Regions from separate parts of the Homo sapiens genome. Here all the other regions are linked to region 3. The links are chromatin loops, found by intact Hi-C in ENCODE. Cell type or tissue: endothelial cell of umbilical vein. All regions are shown on one strand. Each heading gives the region's core, and the rest is flanking DNA. Links, peaks and the distances in the headings are about the cores only. Region 1 overlaps PLEKHA7 (pleckstrin homology domain containing A7). Region 2 holds the start of PLEKHA7 (pleckstrin homology domain containing A7). Region 3 overlaps PLEKHA7 (pleckstrin homology domain containing A7).

What was found. Peaks named below come from ENCODE experiments on the same cell type or tissue, not always from the same donor. Only the 100,000 strongest peaks of a DNase experiment are listed, where the experiment ranks them.
Region 1: it touches region 3 in a loop (5-fold over the local background); 2 of 110 quality-filtered maps call a loop at or near these places.
Region 2: it touches region 3 in a loop (4-fold over the local background); 3 of 110 quality-filtered maps call a loop at or near these places.

The regions. Positions count from the first base shown.
Region 1 is chr11:16,900,048-16,906,274 of GRCh38, forward strand. The region is part of intron 3 of PLEKHA7 (pleckstrin homology domain containing A7); the gene reads right to left. Among named protein-coding and RNA genes, the nearest start is that of SNORD147, 23 kb to the right of the region's middle. In endothelial cell of umbilical vein, for the core only: no CTCF peak of the experiment used is centred there; a DNase peak (open chromatin) is centred at 3,144; H3K27ac peaks cover 1,186 bases.
Region 2 is chr11:17,009,849-17,016,075 of GRCh38, forward strand. It overlaps PLEKHA7 (pleckstrin homology domain containing A7), which reads right to left and starts at 4,566. Exons shown (of 27, transcript NM_001329630.2): 1 at 4,468-4,566; 2 at 4,277-4,353; 3 at 4,141-4,198. The coding sequence starts at 4,553. RefSeq lists an enhancer at 2,328-3,089 and a silencer at 2,974-3,268. In endothelial cell of umbilical vein, for the core only: CTCF peaks have their summits at 5,373 (motif pointing right) and 5,575; DNase peaks (open chromatin) are centred at 3,353 and 5,183; H3K4me3 peaks cover 2,225 bases.
Region 3 is chr11:16,788,444-16,794,670 of GRCh38, forward strand. It overlaps PLEKHA7 (pleckstrin homology domain containing A7), which reads right to left. Exons shown (of 27, transcript NM_001329630.2): 19 at 6,045-6,227; 20 at 2,568-2,756; 21 at 2,355-2,472; 22 at 1,332-1,435; 23 at 653-853. Among named protein-coding and RNA genes, the nearest start is that of C11orf58, 53 kb to the left of the region's middle. RefSeq lists enhancers at 2,102-2,602, 2,603-3,103. In endothelial cell of umbilical vein, for the core only: no CTCF peak of the experiment used is centred there; DNase peaks (open chromatin) are centred at 3,358 and 4,188; H3K27ac peaks cover 2,632 bases.

The DNA.
Region 1 (6,227 bases), core at 552-5,551, 110 kb after region 3:
TGCCTAAACCTTACTTGCAGACAAACACAAATGCACATAGTTAATGGGAAGGCCTTTAAGCCCCAGAGCATGTCACTGTCCAGCCAGAGAAATCCAGGTCACACTCCAAGTTGCTAACCTAATGTGTAATGGGAAAATAACTCTACACATTTAAGGCTCTCACAGGCTGTAAATCCTCAGCTTTACTCTGATTGCATGGCAGCAAATTCTGCTCTCAAACATACAGTTGGAACTCAATAAATTTCACTTCACTGATCCATAAATCTTGTTTAAAAAAATATATGCATGGTTCAGTCTGTCCTTAGCTCAGGTGGAAAGGAAGACACTAGAGTGAATTTTCATTCTGTTAATGCCTTGTAACTTTCATGAGGTGTTTTACTAGGTTACAAGTAGACTATGAAATTCTGGCATAAGCAATTATACTTGGACAATAAAATGGAACAAATGACCTACAGCATAGACACCCCATTATATTTCTTCCTTTTGCATTTATTCAACTTGACATAAGCACTCATCACTGCCTTCCAGATCTTTTCCCTTTAAATAAAATTGTACACAAAATTGTATACAACATTGTGATCATTAACAACTGGGTGGTCCTTGAACAAACTCAAAGGGCAAGAAAGAAATGAGAGGATGAAAGGGAGGAGGCTTTGAGGAATGGCTCAATTCCAACATCAGTTCAGTTCATGGACAAACACTCATGAGATCTCTCACTTTTTTCCCCCAAAAAATCTTTTTTCTAGGACAGAAAATCTCTAACTACCTCAAGTGGCATAACATGTGGAAGTCATGATTTTTTATTTTTTTTTTTTTTTGAGACAGAGTCTCACTGTCACCCAGGCTGGAGTGCAGTGGCGCGATCTCAGCTCATTGTAACCTCCACCTCCCAGGTTCAAATGATTCTCCTGCTCAGCCTCCCTAGTAGCTGGGATTATAGGCGCCCGCCACCACAGCCAGCTAATTTTTTTATTTTTAGTAGAGACAGGGTTTCACCCCATGTTGGCCAGGCTGGTCTCGAACTCCTGACCTCAGGTGATCCGCCTGCCTCGACCTCCCGAAGTGCTGGGATTACAGGCATGAGCCACTGCACCCAGCCATGATGTTCTTTTTGTATGACCCAATGGGATACATATTTTATGAAACATTTTTGGTTCCCTACTTATAAAAAATAATATATACTCCTTAGAGAAAAATGGAAAAAAGCTGTCTAGGAAAGCAGAGAGCTGAAGAAAAAATAAATCAGCTCTAGGCTCACCAGCCAGACAATAGGCTGAGAGCTCAATATTTAATTTTGTGCTAAATTAAATCCATTTTTTCACTTTACTATAGTGAAGACAAACTAATATAAGCCAAAAGTTTGAGAAAACTGCATGGGGGTTTATCCTTTCTCCTCTAAATTCCACCACTAGCAACTCATTTATTTAGGTAAGCATTATCCTTCCCAATATGTCTTTTCTCTTTTTTCGGGGGTGGGAAGGAACAGCTTTATTGAGATAGAATTCACATGTCAAACAATTCACTTAAAGTGTACAGTGTAGCTGGGCATGGTGGCTCACGCCTGTAATCCCAGCATTTTGGGAGGCCAAGGCCGGAAGATAGCTTGAGCTCATGAGTTCAAGCCCAGCCTGGACAACATAGCAAAACCCCATCTCTACAAAAAATACAAAAAAATTAGCTGGGTATGGTGGTGCACGCCTATAGTCTCAGCTACTCAAGAGGCTGAGGTGGGAGGATGGTTTGACCCAGGAGGTGGAGGTTGCAGTGAGTGGAAATCACACAGTGCACTCCGGCCTAGGCAGAAGAGCCAGACCTTGTCTCAAAATATAATAAAAATAAAGTATACAATGCAATGGCTTTTAGTATACTGAGAGTTATACGATCATCACCCCAATCAAATTTAAAACATTTCATTGCCCTAAATGGAAGTCCCATACTCTCTAGCGATCACCCCAGCTCCAGCCCTAGGCAGCCATAAATCCACTTTCTATCTCTCTGGATTTCCCTATTCTGGACATTCCATATAAATAGGCTTAGACACTAGGTCATCTTTTGTGACTGGCATCTTTCATTTAGCATAATGTTTACAAGGTTCATTGTTGCGTTCTTGTTGTAGCATGTACCAGTACTTCATTCCTTCCTATGGCCAGATAATATTCCATTATATAGACACACCACATTTTATTTATCCACCCATCAGTTGACGGACTTTGGGTTTTCACTTTGAGGATATTATGAATCATGTAGCTATGAATTGCGTACAAGTTTTTGTGTAGGTGGACATGGTTTCACTTCTCTTGGGTATATACCTAGGAATGGAATTCATGACTCATATGGTAACTTTACGTTTAACCTTTTGAGAACGTGCAGCTGGCTTCCAAGGTGGCTCCACCATTTTACACTTCTACCAGCAGTGCATCAGTGTTCCCACTTCTCTACGCCCTCACCAGCACTTCTAAAGTATCTGTCCTTTTTAATATAAACATCCTAGGGTGTGTAAAGTAGTATTTCATTACGGTTTTGTTTTGCATTTCCTTGATGGCTAATGATGCTGAGCATCTTTTCATTTGCTTATTGGTCATTTGTGTATCTTCTTTGGCCCAGCTTGTCTTTTAAACTGCAAGTACCTCTGGACAGAGACACTCCCTGAATTCAAATGTTACTTATTAGCTGAATTATCCTAGGCAAGTCATTTAACTTTTATTAGCTTCAGGTTCCTTCTCTGCAATGTAGAGATAATATTAACTACCCAACAGATGTGAGGATTGAAATAACACAGGTAAAGGACTTAGCAGACAGCTGGGCACACAATAAACAGTCAGCAAGTGACAGTTATTATTAACAACACCCTTATTCACACTTTACAATCCATAAATGCTTTGAAACAGCTCTTCCCATAAGGAGAGAGCCTAAGATCTGGGACAGAGAAGTTGGGAGCAAAGGGCAAGGGGAGCTCAAAAGAGTTGAATTAAAAGGAAAATGAAAACAATTACTTATGGGCCATTTTCACAGTCTTGTTTTAGTTATCATTGCCAAAGGTCAGCCTAGAGCCTACTCCTGCACCCTTCCAATCATGATGTAAACACCTAGTTCACTGTATTAAATCCATTTCTGTTTAGAAAAGCGAGAATAACTTCTCACTACTGCTACTGAACCCTGACTGAACAGGAAGGAAGGAAGGTCTTAGTCACAGCTCTATAATTACAGCCATGCACACGGCCTGGCATATAACATTAGGTGATCAGTAGCTGAAGTGAACCAAATGGAATCAATGAGTACATTAATGAATGGAATGAATAAATGGGCAAACAGAGCATGTTTGGGATGTTTGCTCAGTTAGGTGAATGAGGATCCCCTCATCCAGAGGGTCCCAGGGAAGGCTGAGATCAGTTCCCAGGACTGGCAGCCAAGGTTCTCATTGACCATCCATAACCCATCACCATTGCACAGACGCCTACATTAGAATATCTTTCATTTTTTTGTTGCCAACACTCAGGGATTATGGATTGTAGAGAATGCTGTTTTCCTGTATTTCTTAAAGTCATGAGAAGGTGAAAAGGCCTCCACTGTGCTTCTTGGCATATAAATAACTCACAGCATAAAGAAAGGGGAGTCAATGGTTCCAAATTCAAAATAAAGATAGGCTCTTCTCACAACGTCCAAATTACAGAGTCCTCCAGGCAGAAATAGAGACATCTTTCAAAGAAATTCTATTTGCCCATTCAATTCCAAAAGACATAATCAAACTAAGAAAACTCTTCCATGCCTTCCACAAATTGATTTAGTTTCAGCAGCCACCTGGGGCAGCACACAGTCAGACAGCAAACAGGCCTTTCAGTTTTTGTCCTTCTTGCCATGTTCTCTTCCTTCAGAGACTGGAAAAGGATCGCTGCAACTTCATTCTTCAACATGGTACAAAGATACAGCCTGCTCTACATTCCTGCTGTACAATTCTGCAAATCACTATCTTTCCCTCAGATCTTTCACAGCCAAAATTGTAGAACCCTCTCAAAAACCTTCAAGCTATCAGAGTATGACAGGTTTCGATTTTGCAGTCCATTTTGGGCTCCCTCTTGACAGGCCTTCATTGGCTTAAAACATTTGTTATTCTTACGTGCTATCATTTATTGAAATCATTTACAGAACATTCCTTCACACATGTCACCTCATTCTCCATGCACAAGCAACATCTGAGTGCCTGCTCTGTACCCATCCATTGGGAATATAGCTCCTCTAAGCTCCAAACAGATTTTTTTCAGGGTCAGTACTTCCAAAGACTATTTCTGAAGTTGTCCATCACAGCATTATTTTTACAGTCAAAAACTGGAAACTATGAAGTAATGGTTGAGCAAAATAAGGTGTTTATACTTGATGAAACATTGTACAGCCATTAAACATAAAGTTTATAAAGAATCTAAGCTTAACAGATCTTTGTGTTAAATGAAAACCAAGCAGCAACCACATCATATATAAAATATAATCTCAATTATCTTTACAAAATGCAAGGAATGAATATTGGATAAAAATAAGCCAAAATGTTAATTCTAAGATTATGCATATCTCTTCTGCATATTTCTCTGAATATTACTGCTTATTTGTGGAAAATTTAGAAAATAAAAGCATACATAATAAAAATTAACTGTAATATGCCACCACTGTTACTAATTTGGTATTTTGCTATCCATTATTTAAGAATAAAAATTCATAAATATACTTTGCATATATTGCTTTCAAATTTTAAAACTTCAAAATGGGGAAGAATAAGAAATGTTTAGACATAAAAAGATAACGCAATGTTAACTGAAAAAGTCAAAATCATATATATGACTAAAAGCATGTTATGTAAAAAGACTTCTCACTACTTTGTACCCTGTCAAATCCATGCCATATCATGTACACCTATTTAAAATAAATAAAAGACAGGGCTGGACACAGTGACTCACGCCTGTAATCTCAGCACTTTGGAAGGCCAAAGTGGCAGATTACTTGAGCTCAGGAGTTTGAGACTAGCCTGGGCAACATGGCAAAACCCCATCTGTACCAAAAATACAAAAATTAGCTGGGTGTGGTGGCACACACCCATGGTCCCAGCTACTTGGGAGGCTGAGGTGGGAGGATATCTGGAGCCTGGGAAATCGAGGGTGCAGTAAGCCATGGTCATGCCACTGCACTCCAACCTGGGTGTCAGAGCAGGAAGATCCTGTCTCAAATTTTAAAAATAAATTAATTAAAATAAAATAAATGTTATTTCCCCACTCTTCTATAAAATCCAGAAGATACATTAAGGTGAAGTGAATATGGCTGTTTTTCCCCTTTGTCTATTATCCCATTTTTTTATGTAATGCAGTTATATGACCTTCATAGTATAAAAGAATTTTTTTTTAATTCTATACTTTCCTCAAGGTCATGATAACCCAAACTGTATATCAGGCAATTTCTCTTTAAGCAAGCTGAGCCCACAGCCCCTCTCCAAGCTGACTTCTTTGCAGCAGAGCCCCAGGGAAGAGCAAAATGAGGCCCTCTGGGGTGGAGCCACAGAACCTCAGCCACACACAGTGCCATGGTATTGCTAGAAGGTGAAAAGCTGGGTAAGAAGGCCTCAGAAATGACTGGAGAGGGAGATCAGTTTGTTTTTCAACTGTCTCTGTATTTCATTCCCTTAAGCATTCTTCCCCAAAGCTCCCACTCCACCATCCCCTGGAATGGGGGTAATGGATTAGGCGCTGAGTAATCATTAGTCTCACGACCCCATCTGAACTCAAAGCTACAAACACTTTCAATATGAAGTGTTTAATTTATTTAAGACAGGAATCACCTCCACTTTACAGCTGAGGAAGATGAGGCTCTAGAAGGTTAAGTCCAATCAGCCAAAACTCAGGCCTTAGTCTCTGAAGGCTGTGCTTTCCTTGATAGCAGCCCTCTAGGGCCCTGGAGTGAGGGACAGCTCTTCTCATTCAGGCTCTCGGCACTGCTGAGGGCAGGTGACAGCCTAACCAGCTGTCACACATCAGGACAGCCCTAGAAGTTCCAGCTGGCCATCTGACAAATAGCAGGACTGTTGTGGGCTGAACTGTGTTCCCTTCAAAATTAATATTCAAAGTCCTAATCCCAGAACTTCAAAATGTAACTGTGTTTGGAGATTAGATCCTTAAAGAGGTGATCAAGTTAAAATGAGGTAGGAAGGAAGGAAGGAAGGAAGGAAGGAAGGAAGGAAGGAAGGAAGGAAG
Region 2 (6,227 bases), core at 663-5,662, 220 kb after region 3:
GAACTCCTGGCCTCAAGTGATCCCCTCGCCTCCGCCTCCCAAAGTGTGGAATTGCAGGCATGAGCCACTATACCCAGCCAAAAAATCTTTTTAAAGGGGTTATCAACATCACTTAGTCTAGAACTGGGAGAACCAACAGTAGATTTCTTATACATTTTGTCCCTCATTAATGCAAAATTGAACAAAAAGTGCAGAAATCAAAACAAAAATTCACCTGCCTAACCTCAAGCTTTTCTGCTTCAAGAAATGGACTCCGAGGCCAGGCACAGTGGCTCATGCCTGTAATCCGAGCACTTTGGGAGGCTGAGGCAGGCGGATCACTTCAGGTCAGGAGTTTGAGACCAGCCTGGCCAACATGGTGAAACCCTGTCTCTACTAAAAATGCAAAAATTAGCCAGTCATGGTTGTGCACACCTGTAGTCCCAGCTACTTAGGGGGTGGCCGAGGCATGAGAATCACTTGAACCCAAGAGGCAGAGGTTGCAGTGAGCTGAGATCGTGCCACTGCACTCCAGCCTGGGCGACAGAGCAAAGCTGTCTTTAAAAAAAAAAAGAAAGAAAAAGAAAAGAAAGAAAAGAAATGGACTCTGGAGAGTATTAAAACATTTGCTGGCCAGGCATGGTGGCCTGCATTTGTAGTTCCAGCTACTTGGGAGGCTGAAGTGAGAGGATCACTTGGCCCCAGGAGTTCAAGGCTGCAGTGAGCTATGATTGCACCACTGCACTCCAGACTAGGAGACAGAGGAAGATTCTGTTTCTTAAAATTTTTTCAAAAATTAAAATGTTTTAATCTGCTAAATATGAGGAGCAACTGAATACATCCTGTAAAACCTCACACAACTTTCCTGTGCAAGGAGCCATTAGGAAAAATAAAATCAGCCATGTCAATGCTTTGTCGCTCTCACTTTATGAGCCAGATTAGAGGAGGCTCCTGCCCTCAACACAAAAATCAAACATTCAGAAATGCTCACGGCAAAGCTAAGAAATCAGACAACAGTAAAACATTTTTCATGTGGGGGGCGGGGGATGAGGGAGAGAACAATTACTCCCAAAACCCTTAAGTCTCTCAAAAAATTGTCACAGAAGGACGTCAGAAGTACAATCACCTGCCACAGGGCCCTGCCTTTGAGGGTAGGGAACACTGTCACACATTGCTTTTTCTAGGCCTGGGAGGAGTCAGCCAAGGCCCTGGGGGCACAGGAGCTCACTGTAGGAAAATCATTAGGGACCTCACAGACAAGTTACCATGGAAGAGTCAGCAAAGGTGTGGAAGGCTGTGCTCCAGCCTCCAGAGTCCCACACGCGGCCTCACACACCCAGCCCAAGGCTGCACCTGGTACTTTGGGACACTTGCAGCCCTTCCTCCCGCCAAATGAATGATGGGCCCTGCCCCTGGGTGACGCTAGTGAGATGCAGGCCATGGATCCCATCCCTCTCACCTTCTTAGAAACACTGCTCCAGCAACTGCCCCGTCTCTTTACTGCAGCATCGACTTCTTCCTCTCAGTGGGATCATTCCCATCAAAACAAACATGCTGTACAATCTCCCACCAAAAAAAAGAACCCTCCCTCAAACCCACATCCTCTCCAATTACCGGCTAATGTCTCAACTCCACTTTGCAACAAAACTACCTGGAAGATTTGCCTAACTGACTCCCTGTCTTCACCCCGTGTTTTATCTTCCACCTACTCCAGTCAGATTTTGTCCTTTAAGGCTTCTGTGACCATGCATTCTCCTGGGGTTTCTCCTACCTTCTCAGTCCTTCTCAGTCTCCTTGCTGGCTTCACCTCTCACCCCTCTAAACACTGCTTTGACCATCCAAAGCCTCAGAACATCTCTCTTCTGTCTGTACTCTCTTCCTAGGGGATTTCATCTAATCCCATGGCCTTGAATAACATCTATTATACCCAATGGGTCTCTTCTGTCCTCTCTCCCCACCAAGCTTCAGATCACACTATCTGACATACTCATATCTCAAATGTAAGATGGCAAAACAAGATCTCATGATTCTCCTCCACCCCAAACCGGCTCTTCCCATCTCAACGATATGAATGCTATCCACTCAGGTGCCCAAGCCCTGAGGAGTCATCTTTGCCTCTTCTCTTTCTCCCACAGACTATTCAGTCCATCATGAAGGTGTGAAGAGCCTATTTCCTAAACACAGCCTGAATGTGACCACTACTCCCTGTCTACTGTGCTACCACCCTCAGGCAAGCCACTTCTAACTCCTGCCTGGAAGAGGGCAACAGCCTCAGCTGCTCTCCTGCCTCCCCCTGCAGTGGCCACCTACAATCCAATCTCCTCACAGTGATCGTTCTAAAAACACACACCAAATCATGCCATTTCCCTGCTTAAAACCCTCCAATGACGTTTCACTGGGCTTAGAATAAAGTATGAAAATTCCTCACCCCGGCTCACAAAGCTTTGCGGCATTTACCTTTCTCCTACCTGTGACCTCTCCTCATGCCACTTTCTCCCTTGTGCACCACATTCCAGCCTTCCTGCTCCTTAAACTCCAAGCTCTTTTCTGCCTTAAGCCCTTGCCCTGGCTGTTCGCTCTTCCCGAAATGCTTTGCCAACTCATCATCACATGATGTCTCCTTCTTGTCATTCAAATTTTACTTTAAATGTTGCCTATTCAGAAACACCATCCCGATCTCCCAGTACAACCAAGCCACCCAGTCACTCCATGTCACATCACCTTATTTTAACTTTCTGCACAGTAGTAACCACGATCTGATATTATTATTTGTGTTTTTTACTTATTTTCTACTCCCTTCCCTCTCCTATTAGATTGCAAGCTCCATGAGCACCTAGAACTTTTCTGTTTTTTGTTCCCAATGCCTAGAACAACGTGTGAACGTGTGGCACACAGGAAAATTGTAATAACATCAACTGATGCAGTTATGAGCCAGAGAGGCCCACTGACAGCAAGACTCTGATGGCCCCAGCCAACTCCCCAACTTCACATACACACATATGAGGCAGGGCAATAGAACCGCAGCAAGGCCCTAGTCCTTAGGTCTGTAAATCTCACCCATCAGTATTTTCAACTATTATGCAAGAACCCAAACCAGAAAAGGAGGTTCCGGGGTTTTCTTGAAATAGGCTGCTTTATTCCTAACAGTAGTAGTTCTGACTCACAGTCGCCGAGGTACACCCAGTCAGTACTAGTCAGACCACCGTCCAGACCTTTGGCGAGCTGATTCATTCAGTGAACAAACATTTACCGAGTGCCTACTTGCTGTCCGGCACTGGGGCAAGGGGTCAAAGGCAGTGTCTGGCCTCCCGGAGCTCAGCAGGCAGAGGGAAACACGCTGCAACACAGACTCCCGCCGGAGTGGGAAAGCAAAGCCTGTACTGGCATAGGAGCCTGACCCGCGCCTTCACTTACTGCGCCCCAATCTGACATGGACTGATCCTACAGACCCAGGGTAACCTGGCTGGTGCGCCAACACTCCGGGGCTTTTGCGGAAAAGTCGCCCGTGGACTAACGGAAGCACCAGCAATCCCCCGGTTCAGCTCCGGCCGAAGAGACGCGGAGCGCTCGAGGAAAGTCATTGGTTGACCAGTTCCCTTCCCCACCCCCTCCCTCCCCGCAGGCCCGCGCAGTGGATGGAGGCCGGGGGCGAGGTTCCGACTCTCCAAGACCATCCCAGAGCCTGCGGCGGGAGAGGGGGCGTCCTCCTAAGCGAGATTCCCCTAGTCTCTCCCTCTCCCCACTCCAACCCCGCAGGCCCACACCAGGACAGAACTTCTCGTTCTACTCCTCCCACCCGAGCCCATCCAGGTCCCGGCACTCGCCTCTCCCGGCGGGGCGCAGCCCCAGACCCTAGAGGGGAGGCGTGCCCAGCCCGCACACCAGCACCCGAATCCAGCCGGATTGCAAGGTCCAGGGCGCAGAGTCTGCGGCCTCTTCCCCCCCGGCCCAGGTCCCCAGCGTAGGTGCGGCCCCCACCGCCTTCCTCTCGGAGGCCGCCAAACAACTTGGGCACACAAAACGTTGAGTGTGGCCGCGGCGCAGCGCGCGCCAACGAGCCCGGGCCGGCGGGAGCAGAGGAAGGGCGGGGCGCCCGGCGGGAACGGGGAGGGACCCCCCCCCCGCGGCACAGGTGCGAGCGCGGCGGCCCCACTCACTCACTCGATGAAGTAGCTGGCGCCCTCCTCCGTGAAGCCCTCCTCCCAGCCGCGGGGCAGGTCTGCGGAAACGCCAGAAAAGTCGGGTCAAACTTGGGCCGCCGCTGCGCGCGCCCCCCACCCGCCGGCCCGGCGCCCACCTGAGCGGATCATGTGGCCCGAGTTGACGGGCTCCCCGGTGCGCGGATGCAGCCAGGTCGTGCAGCGGAGCTGGTCACTGCGGGCAGAGAGGTGCACCTGTTAGCGCCGCCACAGCCCGCCGGGTGCCCGCCCGGCCCCCGCCCCCGCGCCCCCACCCGCGTCCCCGCGTCCCCGGGTCCTCGCGCCGCACTTGATGAAGAAGACGCGGCCATCCCGGCACACCCCGTAGGACCAATGCTCAGGTAAAGTGTCCCGCCCGACCGTCGCCGCCGCCATGTTCGCCGAGCGCGGAGCCGCCGCGGGGTGGGGGGGAGGGGGCGGGGGCGCGGGCAGGGGCGGAGGCGGGGGCGGTGGCGGGGGCTCGGCCTGCGCGTGGCCCGGCGGCGCCGCGAGGCGCTCCATCCAGGCGCGGGCTCCTGAGGGAGCGACCGCCCGGCCGGGTCCTGGCGCCCGGAGTTCGCAGCCGCTCCGGCCAACCCAGCGCAGTGCCCGCGGCCTTTGTCCCCGAGCCTTCCCCGCCCCCAGCCTGCTGGCACCGGCGCTCCCCTTTGCCCCCGAGGCCGGGAGACCCGGGCGGCGCGGGGGGCCGCTGGCGGGGGCCGCTGGCGGGCGCGCCTGGGCAGCTTCGGGGCGCGCGGTTGGACCCGACCAACTCCGAAAACGGCGAGCGCCCGAACGCTCAGTAAACCCCAGCCGACCCGCACCACAGAACTTCCCGACCCGGGAACTCCGCTTGTGTGTGAACCAAGTTAACACTCAGGTTCCTGCCATATTCCCAGCCTCCTTCTCTTCCCCTGTAAGGTTAATCGAGTCCACACGGGATTGTTGTGTAGATTAAATGAAGTAACAATCGCATAAAGTGCTTAACCGGACCATGGCATGTAGTAGGTGCTCTATCAACGGCAGGCCGAGCGCGATTTCATTTTCCCAAGTTTTCAGCTGGGATGTGAAACAGGAGGGAGCAGGGTTACCGCCACACACCACTGAGGTTGCAGGGATCGCAAGCTCTTGCCTTCAGTTTCTGTCAAGTAACAGAAAAAAGGGGTTTTGAGGGCTCGGCAGCACGTCCATCTCTGGAAGAGCGGTGGCCAGGCGGGGCCTCTAGGGGGCCCTGCAAAGCTCTTTGCAGTGGCGGCACCCTCTCATATTCGGGTCTTTACTCCTATCTTATCTCCTCGGGGAGCCCTCCCTGAGCCCTCTGCAAAGAAAATCCTTCCCCTCCTTCCCTCGCTATTTCATTACTTGTTTACATTTAATTGATATTTGTGTTTGTCTTGTTTGTTGTATATTAGTTCCAACATGTCAGCTGGATGAGAGAAGGGGCTTTGATCTACCTCATACACTGCCTGGTCTCCAATGCCTGGAACAGCACCTGACTCATGTATGCATTACGCATTCAATAACTGTAGGATGGGGTGGGGCACGGTGGCTCAGGCCTGTAATCCCAGCACTCTTGGAGGCCGAGGCGGGTGAATCACTTGAGGTCAGGAGTTCTATTCCAGCCTGGCCAACATGGTGAAACCCCGTCTCTACCAAAAAAATACAAAAGCTAGCCGGGCGTGGTGGCGGGCGCCTGTAATCCCAGCTACTCAGGAGGCTGAGGCGGGAAAATCGCTTGAACCAGGGAGGCAGAGGTTGCAGTGAGCCGAGATCGCGCCGCTGCCCTGCAACCTGTGCAACAGCGAGACTCAGTCTAAAAAAAAAAACTGCAGGATGAGTGAATGAAACATACTCCACACTCAGACTCCCGGCCACACACACACACACACACACACACACACACTGAGCAAAGACAGAGCAGCAGCTGGGCTCCAGCTGTTGTCAGGCCCAGCCTTCTCGGGACATAGGCTCTGATTGATGGGAGGAGGCGCGCCTGAAAGTGAGACTGTATGCAATGTGAGCACTAGTTATTCAGAAAGGTGCCCAAACAGGTGGAATTAGGCTGGACCC
Region 3 (6,227 bases), core at 605-5,604:
AATCAGGCTAGAGGTTTAGGGAAACATGGGATTTCAAACAACAGGGAAAAGTCAAATGGAATGTTTCCAAAGGGACCTAAGGTGACTGTGGACAGGGCGCAGCGCCAGGAAGCGCCACCAGGGGGCAGCACAGGCCTCCCCAGCAATCCCAGACACCCTGAGGCCTCTGCACTGCAAGCCCAGGGAGACCAGTGGCCCTTGGGGCAGGGGTGTGACCCCGTGCTCCATCACCCTCACACAGCATCTGCTGGCAGGTCTGGGAGGCTGATCAGTTTGCTTGTGCTTCTAACCAAATCATGTCACCATCTTCCTCCTCTCCTCTCTGAACCCTGTATTCCCAGGTCCTGAATTCAGCCGAGATTCCGAACGCCTGCAAAGGCCCCTCTCCATCGCGGCTGGGAGGACTGACTGGGTATTTCCTCAGGCTCCTGGGCCTGTTTGATCCTCACTCCAGCTCTGGTTCAGGTCACCCTCTGACCAGGCATTCGTCCAGCCTGGGTCGTGGACAAACAGCCCCGTGGGGTGTTCTCTGAACCATGTAGGTCAATGGACAGCTCTCTCACTGGGAGGTGTGATGTGCTTGTGTTTGGGGGACTCTGAGGGGCACTCGGCTCCCTGTCCCTGCCCCGCTGCCTGGCCCCTCCTAACATACTGAGCCAAGATCTCCAGGGAGCGGCCGGCTGAGGTAGCGAGATGAGGGCAGGCCCGTCCTCTCCCCTTGGCCCAGTGTCCTCTTGCGCTCTCGGACCAGGGCCTTCTGGTGTCGCTTCATGCGCTCCAGCTGCTCCTCTGCACTCATCTTGCCTCGCTGGTGATCCCCTGAGTACAGGCGCTCCAAGGCACTCTTAGGTCTCTGAGGAAGAGGAGGCAGGCAAGAGAGACACAGAACAGCTGGGCTGGGCACGCAGAGGACAGCCACCCTGCTGGCTGCATTCCCGTTGTCTCTCTCTCACACACATGCACACTCTAGTTGGGCTCCTCTTGGCCTTAGAGAACTATTTCCTCTAAGCAACACGATGCCCCCAACCCTCAGGAGCTTTCTGAGTAGCACCCATTCTGCAGATGCAGACACTTAGGCTCAGGCCTGTCCAGTGAGGCCAGAACCCAGGGTGCAGGCTTCTTGAGCTCCCTCCTGCCACCCTGACAGGCCAGAGAGAAAGGCAGGATGCCCTCCTTGGTGGACAGTGGGTGACAGGGAGCTCAGGAGGGGCTGAGGCCACCCCAGAGGCCATCCCCAGGGCTGAAGGGATGGCCAGTTACTGTCCCCCTGGGAGACCCTCCCTCCCCATGTGAAGGAGCAGGGAGGTCCTCGACAGCTCAAGGCCACTCACAGGGAAGGTCGCCTTGCTGCTTTCGGCATTGAGACCCCTCCGGAGTGTGACGTAGGGAGCAATGGTGGACGACTGCTGGAGCCTTGACGTGGACCCTGAGAGCCCTTAGTGAGGAAAGAGAAGTGCAAGCATGTTTGTGCTGGGGTGGATGGGTCCCTGCTTCTCCCTCATCACACATTCTTGCAGGAGTACCAAGAGCACCCAGTCAATGACCCACCCTTATTTCTCTTCTTCCTCCCCAGGGCATGGAGGAGCAAGGTCCCCAATAGAGGATGGGGGCCAGCCCAGGGGTGACCTTTGTCCCTGATGGGGGGCAGTGTCCCTGCAGATCTGTGGACCACCCCAGGCTTCCCTTACATGCAGATGACTGGGCTGCCTGGCAGGTAGAAAGGCTGGCGGGGCAGGAATGCCTTTCACCCCCTGATCCATTCTTAGGCACCCTGCACAACCCAACTTGGGGTGAGGAGGACAGTGAGAAGGACACTCAACTGGCAAGAAAGCATTTAAGGAAAGGGCTCACTGAGTCTTAGAGTGGCACTCTGGAAGGTCTGAGATGGCCAAGGTGGTGGCAGCCACCCAGCACTCCGGCCTACAGGGTGCAGTGACTCTGGAGCCAGAGCACTGGGATTGTCTTCCGGTTCCACCAATGACCAGCTAATTGGCAAGTTATTTAATTTCTCTGGGCCTTAGTTTCTGTGTCTCTAAAATGGGGATGACAGTACTTTCCTCATAGGATTGTTGTGAATATCATGTCTATATAAAGTGCTTAAACAGTGCCAGGCTTTCTAGTAACTGCTATTATCATTGTTCCTGGGGACAGATGTAACAAAAGAGGAAGAGAATCAGGATGTGGGCCAGAGGAAGACAGGCCAGGTCCTCCCTCTTGGCATCCCAGACCCCCCTGACAGCTGCTGCTCACTCCTAGGCCTAGAGCTGCAGGCAGAAGGGTACGAGGCACCAGCTGAAGGCTGGAAGCAGTGTGGTGGGATTCCCAGAGAAACTCCAGGGAGGGCCCTGCCTTACCTCTGCCTGGCAGCGTCTGGTACCTGCTCTCAGGGCCCACAAGTCCTAGGGAGGGCTGGGCCATGTCCCCGCTGAGGGTCGCCAGCTCAGGCTCACTGACATACGACCGCAGCTCCACCTGTGGGCAGAGTCCCAGGTGATGTGACCTGCCAGTGTCACACCCCTTTACCTCTCCCCACATGTAGAGTGGCAGCCCCAGGGTCCCCCGCTCACCCTGGAATCCCCATTCACACACTGCCCCAGCTCCCGGTCTCGCTTCCTCTCGTCTGACTGCCGCTTGAGGCCCCGCACAGATGTGTGCCGGATGATGGTGGCCTCTCTTGGCAGAGGCGGCACAGCCGGGGGCTGGTCCTCTGGGCTGTAGAGTTCGGGGAGTGGGGGCCTGGGAGGTGCTTCATCTTCCTGCTGAGAAAGAGAACCAGACCAGTGGTCAGCGAGACGGAGCTGGAGGGAGGACTGCTAGGTACTGCCACAGTGGAGGTTTAAAGGGTAGGAACAGGCCACATCAGAGCCACAGAACATGACTGCCTCAGCCAAGGAGCACTCACACTTCCCCTGGCGGAGCAGTGAAGAAGGGACATGCTCTGCTCCTCTATCCCCTCAGAGGTATACAGTTTCTATTCCTCCAAGTGTTACCTGTATAACTGTGTCCTGAAACCCAGGACTCAGGTCTCCTGGGTCCATGCCCTCGGTGCTGTGCTGAACTGCTCCCTCCGCTCATCTGGAGTGCACATCGCAGGCAGGCTGCTAACCCTGCCCTGACTTCCATGCTTATCACAGCACCACCTACCTGGAGAGTAACATCTACCCACTCAGCAGTGCTCAGCCTGAGCCGGCTCATTGGCCCTACACGAGCTCTGGCGCCTTCAGCAAGGTGGGGACCTGAACAAGGACAGAGTCTACATCCTCCTGGCCTTTCTATCAGAAATGTGCATGGTTACAAAATATTTCCTCCTTCCTGACTCAGACAGAACAGGCGGTCAGGATGAGTGACTCACTGCCTACCATGCAGTTCATTCCCTAGAATGTGATGAATGCAACATTTTCCTTGAAACTCCCTGTCCACAGTGTTCTGTGAGGGCTGTGGTTCCTCTACATATCAACAGACCGGCCCCTGGTTGCCATGAACACCCACTCGCAGGACTAACGACCATCATGCCTTCCACCTCCTAAATTCCCTCTTTCTCGGTCTAATTTGGTTTTGTTTTTAAGAATTTTGCAGAGTTCAGGAAAGGGCACTCCAAGCTCTTGGAAAGTTCAGGAAAGAGCACTCCAAAGCAAAGGTTTATCAACAATCTTCACTGATGTGTGAAAGTTAAGCCATCTGCCTAAGATACGCACTGGTTCTCTGAGGATCCACAGTTTCCAATCCTGACAAGATATCCGAATCACCAATTTCTAAAAAGCTCCCCAGAAAGATAAACATAAAACATTGATTGCCTTTGATTGAATGGAATGTCTGGAGGCAGAGGGTGGGAAGGAGACATGTTATTATGTACTTTTTTATATCTTTTGCTTTTGTATCTTTTGAGAATATTATCTAATTTATTTTTAAAAAGACATTAAACTCAAGAAAATAAGTCAAATAAAAATAAAAGAACTATAGCCACATGCAACAATGTATATAAATCTCACAAACATAATGTTGAAGAAAAGATGCAAGACACAAAATAGTATATAGAATTATATACCAGCATAATCACAGTGTTTAGGAGTCAACACAGGTACTAAAATTAAAAAAAAAAAAAAAGGCAAGGGGATTATTATCCAAAAAGTCAAGATTGTGGTTACTTCTGGCAGACAGGAAGCAGCTTGGCCTGGGAAAGAACCCACAGGCTTCTGGTTGCTGGCAGTGTTCTATTTCTTAGTCTAGCTGTTGGTATAAAACAGGTGGTCTCTTTATTGTTATTTGTTAAATTATATAATCCTGTTTTATGTCATTTTCAGGATGGATATTATTGTTTCACAAATATAAATGGGTTTTATTTTGTTTTGAGACAGGGTCTTGCTGTATTGCCCAGGCTGGAGTGCAGTTGTGTAATCACAGGTCACTGCAGCCTCAAACTCCTGGGCTCAAATGATCCTCCTGCCTTAGCCTTCCCAGTAGCTGGGACGACAGGCAAGCAGCACCACGCCCATCTTATAAGTGTTAAAAACAAGTAAGTAATAAAACAAATGGTAAAACTGGCAAACACACATATATTCCTAGGAGAGAGGACCTCTCCTGGTGATCCTGATGCTCACCCAAGCTGAGAAAGCCCTGCCTGAGAGCCACAGATGACCAAGCTGAGGAGGAGCCTCTGTGACCATCTACAAAAGGGAAAATGAGGAGGCTCAGGGAAGGGACGGACTTGCCTGAGGACACAGTGAGAGAATCAGTCCCGGAATCTGGGTGTCCCAGCTCCTATGCCAGTGCCTTTTTCCCCTACGCCCTGTCCCAGCTGGCAGCATTCTGCCCTATGTTGGCAGCCATCTGCCCCAGACATTCCTGCTGTTTGTTTTGGAATTTTCCCTCTCCTGTTTTAGGGCTAGAGCTCCAGTCCACCTCTTGGATCTGGGATTGGGAAGGAGATCTCAAGATGCTGAAATCCACAGTGACTCTCTGGCTGGGTGCTGGGCCATATCCTGGGTCCAGCTCTGGGCCCTGGACTATGGCTGGAAGCAGGTAGATGGTGAAGACCAGGGCAGCAGAACTCATGTGTTTTACCCAGCACTGTGCACTGACCTCATCAGAGGTCCAGGCACACACAATGCCCAGGTAAGTCTCCTCCAAGCCTTTGTTGGCAAAAATCTGGAGGGCCCCATTCCGAGGTCCACTCTTCTATGGCTTCCCTGCACTGGGACCAGCCTCATTGTGTTCTCCAGCCAAGGCTGGCCTGGCCCTGGAGGCGTGAGCTCTCTTGGGACCTGACCACATCTCCTATTTCTTTAAAGTCTCCTGCATTCCCAGACTCTGCCAAGAGCTTGGCCCCTTTCTATGCCAGGCAAACCAAGGTGCTGGCCCAGTCAGCCACAGAGGCCACAGACCGGATCTGGGACTGAAAGCCCAATTAGATGGCAGATGGCACAGAATAAAAGAGAAGGGCCAGGAGATGTGATTGGATTCACTAGTTAGCATGGAGACATTGAGCAAATGTCAACAATTTAGGCTCTTAGTTTTCTTCTCTGTGGAATGGGGATACTGCTCTTGCTGTGTATACTCTGCGAGGTTATTTTAAAGATCAAAGCATCCTCACAACCCAGCCCAGTGCTCAGCGGCGGGTGAAGGGAAGGACACTTTTCCACTGGACTGAACTCACTGCCCACAGGCTGTGTAACTGCAGGAGAGCCCCCTGCGGATTTGCACAAAGGTTTGCATGGGGACAGCTTCGTCCACAGCCACACACCTCTCTGCAGATCACAAACTCCACCCTACTCAGCACGCTCACTTCTTCTTGGTGGGCCTCAGTTTTCCCAACTGCAAAATGGGAGAGTTGGGTTAGATCATCTTCCAGGGCTCTTCCAGTTCTGACAGTCTAAGGCACAATAGCAGGGAAATACTACTTTTTAACTGCTTGTGACTAAGGACTCCTTTAGGACGCTGGCTGGGTCCATTTCCCCAAGTTTTCCCAGGAGTTTCTCTCCCAGGAGAAGGTAATCTGAGGACAGAGAGGAAACAATGGCATTCAGCTCCTAGTTATCACTACTTACAACTTTGGGCTTCGCCTTAGTTGGTGACTGAAGGGGGGATGTCACTTTCCTCAGCTGGGGTGGGTGAGGTCGGTACGGCACGTAGGTTTGCAGCTGGGGGAAGAGTCGAACCTCCAGAGGGGTCCGCACAGGGCTGGTGGGAGGACTGGGCTGTGGGGGCGGCTTGCTCTCAGAAGTTGAGAG